2 separate regions of the Homo sapiens genome follow, and region 1 is linked to region 2. Evidence: read pairs that join two places in POLR2A ChIA-PET (ENCODE). Cell type or tissue: Panc1. All regions are shown on one strand. Each heading gives the region's core, and the rest is flanking DNA. Links, peaks and the distances in the headings are about the cores only.

Evidence for each region. Peaks named below come from ENCODE experiments on the same cell type or tissue, not always from the same donor. Only the 100,000 strongest peaks of a DNase experiment are listed, where the experiment ranks them.
Region 1: POLR2A ChIA-PET joins it to region 2 with 8 read pairs; 6 of 35 experiments call an interaction of 5 or more read pairs at or near these places.

Annotation. Positions count from the first base shown.
Region 1 is chr1:27,071,970-27,076,352 of GRCh38, forward strand. No RefSeq gene overlaps it. Among named protein-coding and RNA genes, the nearest start is that of TENT5B, 61 kb to the left of the region's middle. In Panc1, for the core only: no CTCF peak of the experiment used is centred there; a DNase peak (open chromatin) is centred at 2,640.
Region 2 is chr1:27,003,210-27,007,519 of GRCh38, forward strand. TENT5B (terminal nucleotidyltransferase 5B) reads right to left here. Exons shown (of 2, transcript NM_052943.4): 2 at 1,811-3,748. The coding sequence ends at 2,735. Among named protein-coding and RNA genes, the nearest start is that of TENT5B, 7.5 kb to the right of the region's middle. RefSeq lists enhancers at 618-1,262, 2,551-3,194, 3,195-3,838, 3,839-4,310. In Panc1, for the core only: no CTCF peak of the experiment used is centred there; no DNase peak of the experiment used is centred there; H3K27ac peaks cover 447 bases.

The DNA of each region.
Region 1 (4,383 bases), core at 203-4,202, 69 kb after region 2:
CAAAACCCCGTGTCTAGTAAAAATACAAAAATTAGCCGAGCGTGGTAGTGCACGCCTGTAATCCCAGCTACTCAGGAGGTGGATGCAGGAGAATCGCTTGAACTCGGGAGGCGGAGGTTGCAGTGAGCCGAGATTGCACCACTGCACTCCAGCCTGGGTGACAGAGCAAGACTTTCTCAAAAAAATAAAAAAATAAAATAATAATAATAAAAAGAGGATACAGACCATTTACAGGGTTTTTCCTGGTCCATTATCCTGCTCTAATAATGCCAATCAACATGTGATCATTATTCCCTGGGGACAGAACTAGTCACCACTAGTTTGTGACTCTACCTCATTTGAGGTGGCATCCAGGGTGACATCCCAGACTTCCTTACCTTACTTGAAGCACGATGAGCCTTAATTTTCGAATAGAAATGTTGACCAGCAAGCCAGCTTTTTTTTTTTTTTTTCCAGGACAAGGATAAATTCCCTTAAGAATTTTGCAAACATCACATGTTTTCTTTCCCCTTGTTGCAATATATGTAATTTATCTCCTGGTGTAACTTGCTTAATAGTTACCGTTTGTTAATTCCATCTGCTTCCCAAGAGGAGAACATACTGTTACGTGGTGAAGTCCTGGGTTCTGTGAGTCTCCCATAAGCCACAGCTGGTCAAGAAACGAATCAATGGGGCCACGAACAAAGTGGCCATGGAAGCAGGTATGGGTGAAGGCATGAGGGCAGGCACGGGGGCAGGCAAGGGGGCAGGCAAGGGGGCAGGCACGGAGGCAGGTATGGAGGCAGGTATGGAGGCAGGCATGGAGGCAGGCATGGGGGCAGGCATGGGGGCAGGTACGGGGGCAGGTACGGGGGCAGGCACGGAGGCAGGCACGGAGGCAGGTATGGGGGCAGGCATGGGGGCAGGCATGGGGGCAGGCATGGAGGCAGGTATGGGGGCAGGCACGGAGGCAGGTATGGGGGCAGGCACGGAGGCAGGCATGGAGGCAGGCATGGGGGGCAGGCATGGAGGCAGGTATGGAGGCAGGTATGGGGGCAGGCATGGGGGCAGGTAAGGAGGCAGGCATGGAGGCAGGTAAGGAGGCAGGCATGGGGGCAGGTATGGGGGCAGGCATGGAGGTTTTGCCCAGCTTCTCCAGTACGACCTTCCCTCACCAAAGCCAACCTGGTTGCCATCACCTCTGAGTGGCCACACCTGAGCCCTTGTGGCTCAGCCAGCCAGCTGGTGACTGCCTGGTTACACAAACATTTTCCTTCATGGAAGACAGCAATTTGTCCTCCTTCGATGGATCCTTGTTGTCGAGCTGGACTTGCGTTTCCATCCTCCCTCTGCACTTCCAATCAGGGTCTCACTGAAGGGCACCTGTTGGGTGTCCTACAGGACATTGCCTCCTGCCGAGAAGCTCATGCTTCTGTGAAGGCTGCAGAGGTGTGAAACAGTGGGCCAGGCCAGACACAGTGGCTCTCGCCTATAATCCCAGCACTTTGGGAGGCTGAGGCAGGTGGATCACCTGAGGTCCGAGGTTCAAGATCAGCCTGGCCAACATGGTGAAACCCCATCTCTACTAAAAATATAAAAATTAGCTGGGCATGGTGGCAGGTGCCTGTAGTCCCAGCTACTCAGGAGGCTGAGGCAGAAGAATCACTTGAACCTGGGAGGTGGAGGCTGCAGTGAGCCGAGATCATGCCACTGCACTCCAGCCTGGGCAACAGAGTGAGACTCCATCTCAAAAACATAAAGAACAAAAAAACCAACAACAACAACAACAACAATGAACAGTGGGCCGGTCCCTGTGGGGCTCATTGGACTTTCCTTATACCCATGACCCTGGGTTAGGTGGTCTCTGCATGGTGAACTGCCCTGGCAGCCAAGTCACACCACCTTGGAAGCCTGCAGATCTGCAGAAGGGGGCATATGCTCTGTGCCAGTAACAACATGTGATACGGCCGGGTGTGGTGACTCCGTGACTGAAATCCCAGCACTTTGTGAGGCCAAGGTGGGAGGATTGCTTGAGCACAGGAGTTTAAGACCAGCCTGGGCAATGTAGTGAGACCCCGTCTCTAAAAAAAAAAAAATTAGCCAGGTGTAGTGGCACACACCTGTAGTCTCAGGTACTTGGGCAGCTGAGGTGGGTGGATCACCCGAGCCTATAAGGTCAAGGCTGCAGTTAGCCATGATCACACCACTGCACTCCAACCTGGGCGACAGAGCAAGACCTTGTCTCAAAAAAACACATGATGCTGTTTCTCCTGGAGTCAGTGTCCATGGGTCTGGGAGCCAGTGCAGGGAGTGGCACATCCTTGGTCCTCAGGGGAGGACTGGATCCATCAGGAGGTTAAAAAATGATTCCTCTGAAGTGGAAGCTGAGACTGTCACCACCACTGAGAAAACAGATGATAAAATATGAGTCATTATGGTGTGACCCTGAGTCTCAAAGGGAAATGGAAGCTGCTGTTGAGCAGAGATAGGGAGGATCTGAAGAGCCCAGGGTGGGGTGGGATCATCTGAGATGCGTCCTGGTTCCCCCATGCCCAGTGGTGAAGTCAGTGGAGAAACCTCACCCTTGATGGGCAAACACACAAGGGTTCAGGTTCTTCCTGAATAAAAGTCTGTGTCCTGAATGAATCCTCTAGCTGCAGTGCCTGTGCTGGCTAAATGCAAAAGGAACTTAGGTAGAGCTGGAGAGAAATACTGCCCTCGGGACCAACAGGATGGGAAGCCCCTTGGTGGGGCCTGTGGAGGGACTTGGGGGCTGGCCTGGAGCAGTCAGAGGGAGCCTGGCCAGACTCGTCCAACCCCTCCTGGAGTCACCCATGACCCCAAGTCCTTCCAGCCTTTCTTTCCTCCTTCTCCAGCCCCAGGGGCCTGGCTCTCTCTTTCTGTAGGAAAGGACAGGGCCATTGGCCCTAGATAATAGTTTGGTCTGGTTCCTTCTTTCCAGAGAACCCTACTACCTTGAGGAGGACGCCCCACTGCCCCTTTCAGAAGTGGCACCGAGTGGTGTCAGAGCCTGGGTCTATAGCCTACTGCCTGGATTCCTGTTCCAGCTTCCAGCACAATCACTTACTAGGATTGTGTGTGTGCACATGGCTGTGCATGTGTGTGCCCAAGTGCAAGTTACTTAGCCTTTCTATGGCCTTAGTTTCCTCCCCTATAAAGAAAGAAAAACACCATCTAATTATTATTATTTGAGTCAGAGTCTCGTTCTGTGACCCAGGCTGTGCGGTGGCGTGATCTCAGCTCACTGCAACCTCTGCCTCCCAGTTCAGGTGATTCTCCTGCCTTAGCATCCGAGTAGCTGGGATTACAGGCACACGCCACCATGCCCAGCTAATTTTTATATTTTTAGTAGAGATGGGGTTTCACCATGTTGGCCAGGCTGGTTTTGAACTCCTGACCTCAGGTGGTCCGCCCACCTCGGCCTCCCAAAGTGCTGGGATTACAGGCATGAGCCACCGCGCCCTGCCAAATTCTTGAGTTGTTGTCAAAATTAATTGTAGAACTAAAGCCATACAGCTTCTAGAAGAAAACCGGAGAAAATCTTAGCAACCTGGGGGTAGGCAACGCTTTCTTTCTTTTGTTCTTTTTTTTTTTTTTTTTTTTTTGAGATGGAGTCTTGCTCTGTTGCCCAGGCTGGAGTACAATAGTGGGATCTCAGCTCACTGCAACCTCCACCTCCGGGTTCAAGCTGTTCTCCTGCCTCAGCCTCCTGAGTAGCTGAGATTACAGGCGCCCACCACCACACCCAGCTGATTTTTGTATTTTAGAAGAGACGGGGTTTCACCTTGTTGGCCAGGCTGGTCTTGAACTCCTGATCTCAGGTGATCTGCCCACCTCGGCCTCCCAAAATGCTGGGATTACAGACATGAGCCACCGAGCCCGGCCAGCAACTGTTTCTTAGACTGGACACAGAAAGCAATAACCATTAAAAAATGATAAATTTGACTTCATCATAATTTCAAACTTCTATCATCAAAAGTCATCACTAGGCCGGCCACGGTGGCTCACGCCTGTAATCCCAGCACGTTGGGAGGCCGAGGCAGGTGGATTGCTTGAGGTCAGAAGTTCGAGACCACCCTGGCCAACATGGTGAAACCCTGTCTCTACCAAAAATACAAAAATTAGCTGGGCGTGGTGGCGCACATCTTGTAATCCTAGCTATTTGGGAGGCTGAGGCAGGGGAATTGCTTGAACCCAGGAGGCGGAGGTTGCAGTGAGCTGAGATCGTGCCACTGCACTCCAGCCTGGGTGACAGAGTGAGACTCTGGCTCAAAAAAAAAAAAAAAAAAAAGTCATCACTGAGAAAATGATTAGACAAGCCACTTTGCTTGACAAAAGATTTGTTTCCAGAATATAAAGAACTTCTTTTTTTTTTCTTTTTTT
Region 2 (4,310 bases), core at 1-4,000:
ATTCACAGGCAAGCTCTCTGCCTGGAATGCTCTTTCTCTAAACATCTTCATGCCCACCTCCCACCACCTTTATGTCTTTGTTCAATCAAATATCACCTTTCAATGAGTTGCACCTGACTTTTTTTTTTTTTTTTTTTTGAGATGGAGTCTCGCTCTGTTGTCCAGGCTGGAGTGCAGTGGTATGATCTCAGCTCACTGCAACCTCTGCCTCCCAGGTTCAAGCGATTCTCCTGCCTCAGCCTCCCGACCAGCTGGAATTACAGGCACACGCCACCATACCCAGCTAATTTTTGTATTTTTAGTAGAGATGGGGTTTCACCATGTTGGCCAGGTTGATTTTGAACTACTGACCTCAAGTGATCTGCCCACCTCAGCCTCCCAAAGTGCTGGGATTACAGGCATGAGCCACTGCGCCAGGCTCCTGACTTATTTTTCAATTTTCAAAACCCAGCATTTCCAGTCCCTTACCCTGCTATATTTTTACATATCACTGATCATCTAAGACCATACGGTTCGGTTTATTTTCTATCTACTCCGTTAGAATGTAGTCTTCACAAGGACAGGGATTTTGTCTTTTGTTTGCTGATGTATTCCCAGCACCCAGAACGGTGTCTGGCACATGGTGGCTGAATGCAGTGTATACACACATGTACCAAATGGGTTTCTCGCTTTTTCAGCCCTTAACTAAACAAGCACATCCAGGTGAACTCCACCCCCCAGCCCAAAAAGGTAAGTCTGTTGTGTTTACACTGTGAGCCTCTCATGCCAAGGCTGAAATAGCCAACTCAGGAGGTGAGACAAACTTAGTCCTTCCCATGACCATAGTTGGGTGGTCACAGCTGGGATGGGGGTGGGAGCTGGTTTTAGTCACCAAGCAAAGAAAGCCTTTCTGTTCACTTTCCAGCCATTTTGAGCCCAGCAGCACAAGGGACTCAGAGCAGGTGAGGTGGCTGGACTCACCCTGGTGACCTGGGGCCTCCTCTGCAGCATTGTTTTTTCCACCCTGGCCAGAACCATCAAAGTCACCACTTCAGAGGCCCCTAATGAGGCTGAATATGTTAAGGGCTTTGCAATCCCTGGATCAAAGAGTCTGGGCAAACAGCAGGCAGCGTCCAGGCCCATGACTGACTGGCTGATACTCTGAGGGCGCAGCATGCTAGGAACTTGCGGCTGACACTCCTAGACAGCCTGGCATGGCCCCATGTGGGTTTGGGAAGGGGAGACCCTCCCCATCCAGGGGATCTGATTAGAGCGAGCCAGAGCACACCCATCAGTGCTCGGGGCAAGGGAAGGAGCTGGAGGACTGAGGGAGCCTCTCCCAAATAGAGGCCCTACCTGGGCTCAGGCTTAGGGGGAACCCTACAAGTTCCCCAGTCTCAGCCACCTTTACTGGAGGGGCCTCCAGTCCAGATTCACCCAGCCTGTTCTCTAGCTGCTCCCTTGGAAGAGACGGGGTAGACAGAGCTGGGAACAAGTACCCCTGAGCACCAGAGTCTGAGTCTAGGCCCAGAGCTATTTGGATTCCAGGTAGAAAACATAAAAATATTTACTCCTTAACAAGAGCCCTAGACCTGCTAAGGCAACGTGCAGGTCACACATGTAGACAGCAGCTCTTAATATACAGCTGGTCAGGCTGCGGCTGGGGTTGGGAGAAGGAGGGGCAGTCCCCCAGCCATAGCCCAGGCTTCAAACCCCGCCCCCGCAAATGCTCCCTTCCACAGTACAAGCCAGACTCCAACTGGGGGAGGCAGCTGCAACCCCCACTGCTACGGAAGGTCCTTCTTTCCCCAGAGGAAGCATGGCACTAAGGTTCAGTGTAGACCGTCTTTATTGGCAGGTGTTAAGAGTGCAAAATATCAACAAACCCAGGGGAATACGCAAGGGGGTGGGAGTATGGCTCCCCTACCCCATGTGAGAGCCCTGTAACCAAGCCAGTGGGGTGGGAACGTTGACTTGACTGTGGCAAATTCAGGCTCAGCACCTTCCAAAGAACAAGCTCCCAGGCAGGAGGGCTCCTTGCAACACAAGGGGGAAAGGAGTGGCACCCTGGAAGGGGCCTGGGCTGCGACCCACCCTGGGCTGCTTGGCTCCTGTATACTGCCCACCTCAACCCCTCAAGAGGAAGGCTTCACAGCTGGGGGTATGTAGTTCAGAGAACCGGGCTAAACCCAGCCCTCCCCAAACCCAGGTATCTGCCTCGGGCCTCAGTTTCCCTCCTCCCAGTGATTACCCAAGTTGGCCCATCAGGCCCTGTAGTGGCCCAGCCTGATCCAAAGTGACAAGTCCCTGTAACATACCATGTATCAGTCAGTGTGTGGGCTGCAGGCCCTCCAAAGCTGCTGGGATCACCACAGGCTGGCCTTAGTCAAAAAGACCCTCTTAGACCATGGGAATCAATCCAAGGTGCTGGGCATTAAGGCTACCACCCCAAACTTGCTTTGTCTCCTGAAGGAAATTGACTTCCAAGACAAATGGCGCCTGCACCCCACCGGCATGCTGGTCCAAAAGTGTGATGCAATAACCAAAGGGTCCTCCTGCTGAGAGCCCCAGGCTGGCATTAAGCCCACAGGGGCCTCGTGCTCGGGAAAGTCTGGTCTGTTCAATCAAAGGCCCAACCCTGCAGTGCTGGGCCTCCTGGCACATTCTGCGCCTCTGGTCATGTCCTCCACACACTCTTGGAGGCCCCACCCCACCCCGTGAGGCCCAGTCCCTTCCCTTCTGGCCAGGGTCTGAGTCAGTTACAAGGCAGCCAGGTGGGATAGGCGTGAGCCAGGAGAGGTTGCACGGGGGTCACGTAGTAATTGACAGTGGCTGGCACAACCCCGTCAGTGCCTGGAGGGCGCCAGGCCAGGGCGGCAGTGGCAGCTGGGCCCTGCTCAGCCAGTGCCTGCAGCGCCAGTGCGGCAATGAGGTCCAGCGTCTGGCGGCGCTCGTGGTTCATGAGGCACACGGTGCTCTCGTTGACCACCCGGTGCAGTGTCACCAGGCAGGCGTAACGGCGGGCTGCATCTGCCCCACCGAAGTGGGCCTCCAGGTAGCGCTCTAGGGTGCGCCGCTGCTCCACCAGGTCTGGAAAGTCGATGAAGAAGCGGGAGCACATGTAGCGCTGCAGGGCGCGCACATCGGTGCTGGGCCGGGGCCGGAAGCCCCGCACCAGGAGGTGGCAGTACTTGAGGAGGCCACCACCTCGGATCTCCTCGGGACTGCGCGTGGCGATGACACGGTGCCGCAGGTGCTCCAGGGCCTCGGTGAAGTCCCCGTACAGGCTTTCGCCTGTGACCGTTGGGTGGAAGGCCTCAGACATGGGAGTGGACGAGCACTGGCCAAAGAGCAACAGGGAGTCCAGGATGATCTGGAAGGAGTCTATGCTGAATTCAAACTGGCGTCTCACCGAGTCCACAAACTTGAGCTCCACGTTCTTGCCGCTCTTGTTGGACAGTGAGATGAGGCTCCAGCGGTCCGAGTCTGTGCACACTTTCACCAGCTTCTGCACGTATGCCTCCTTGAGTGTCAGTGGCGTGATCTTGGCCCGGCTCACACCGGCCGGCAGGAAGTCTAGTAGGCAGGCCAGCACCACTGCCTTGGTCAGCTGGAAGGATGCCTCACTGCGCAGGTCCACCCGGAACACCAGGTCCAGATCCTTGTAGCCCAGGCCACTCTCAGGGTGCAGCACGTGGCTGGCAGCTGAACCATGCAGCCGCACACTGTGCACATGTAGTCCCTGCTCCTCCAGGGTGCTGCGGACCACCTGCAGGGGAGAGCAGGAAGGAGAGGTGTCAGGAGCGGGCCTCAGGGGTCCACCAAGGACTTCCGTTTACTTATCACGGTAACTTCAACCACTATTGGCCCCTAACCAGCTGTTATGCCTTTGGAAAATCATTTAACTTTTTTTTTTATTGGGTGGGGGTGGGGGGGTTGGGGGGGAGTCATTTAACTCTTTAAACCTAATCTGAGAATGGCCCATCTGGAGGAATGACTCAGGAAGAATAGCAATGATAATAGCACACATCTGCATAGAATTTACTAAACAGCAGGTCACTTAATCCTCACAATAACCCTGTGAGGTGGATACTATTATTCACACTTTACAGATGCAAAAATGGAAGTACAGAGGGGCCAAGTAACTAGCTCAAAGGCAAACAGCTGGTGAATGCAGAGCTGGGAATAAAACTCCGAGTCCAAGTCTTTTTTTTTTTTTTTGAGATGGAGTCTCACTTTGCCACTCAGGTTGGAGTGCAGTGGCGTGATCTCGACTCACTGCAACCTCCGTCCCCCGAGTTCAAGTGATTCTCCTGCCTCAGCCTCCCGAG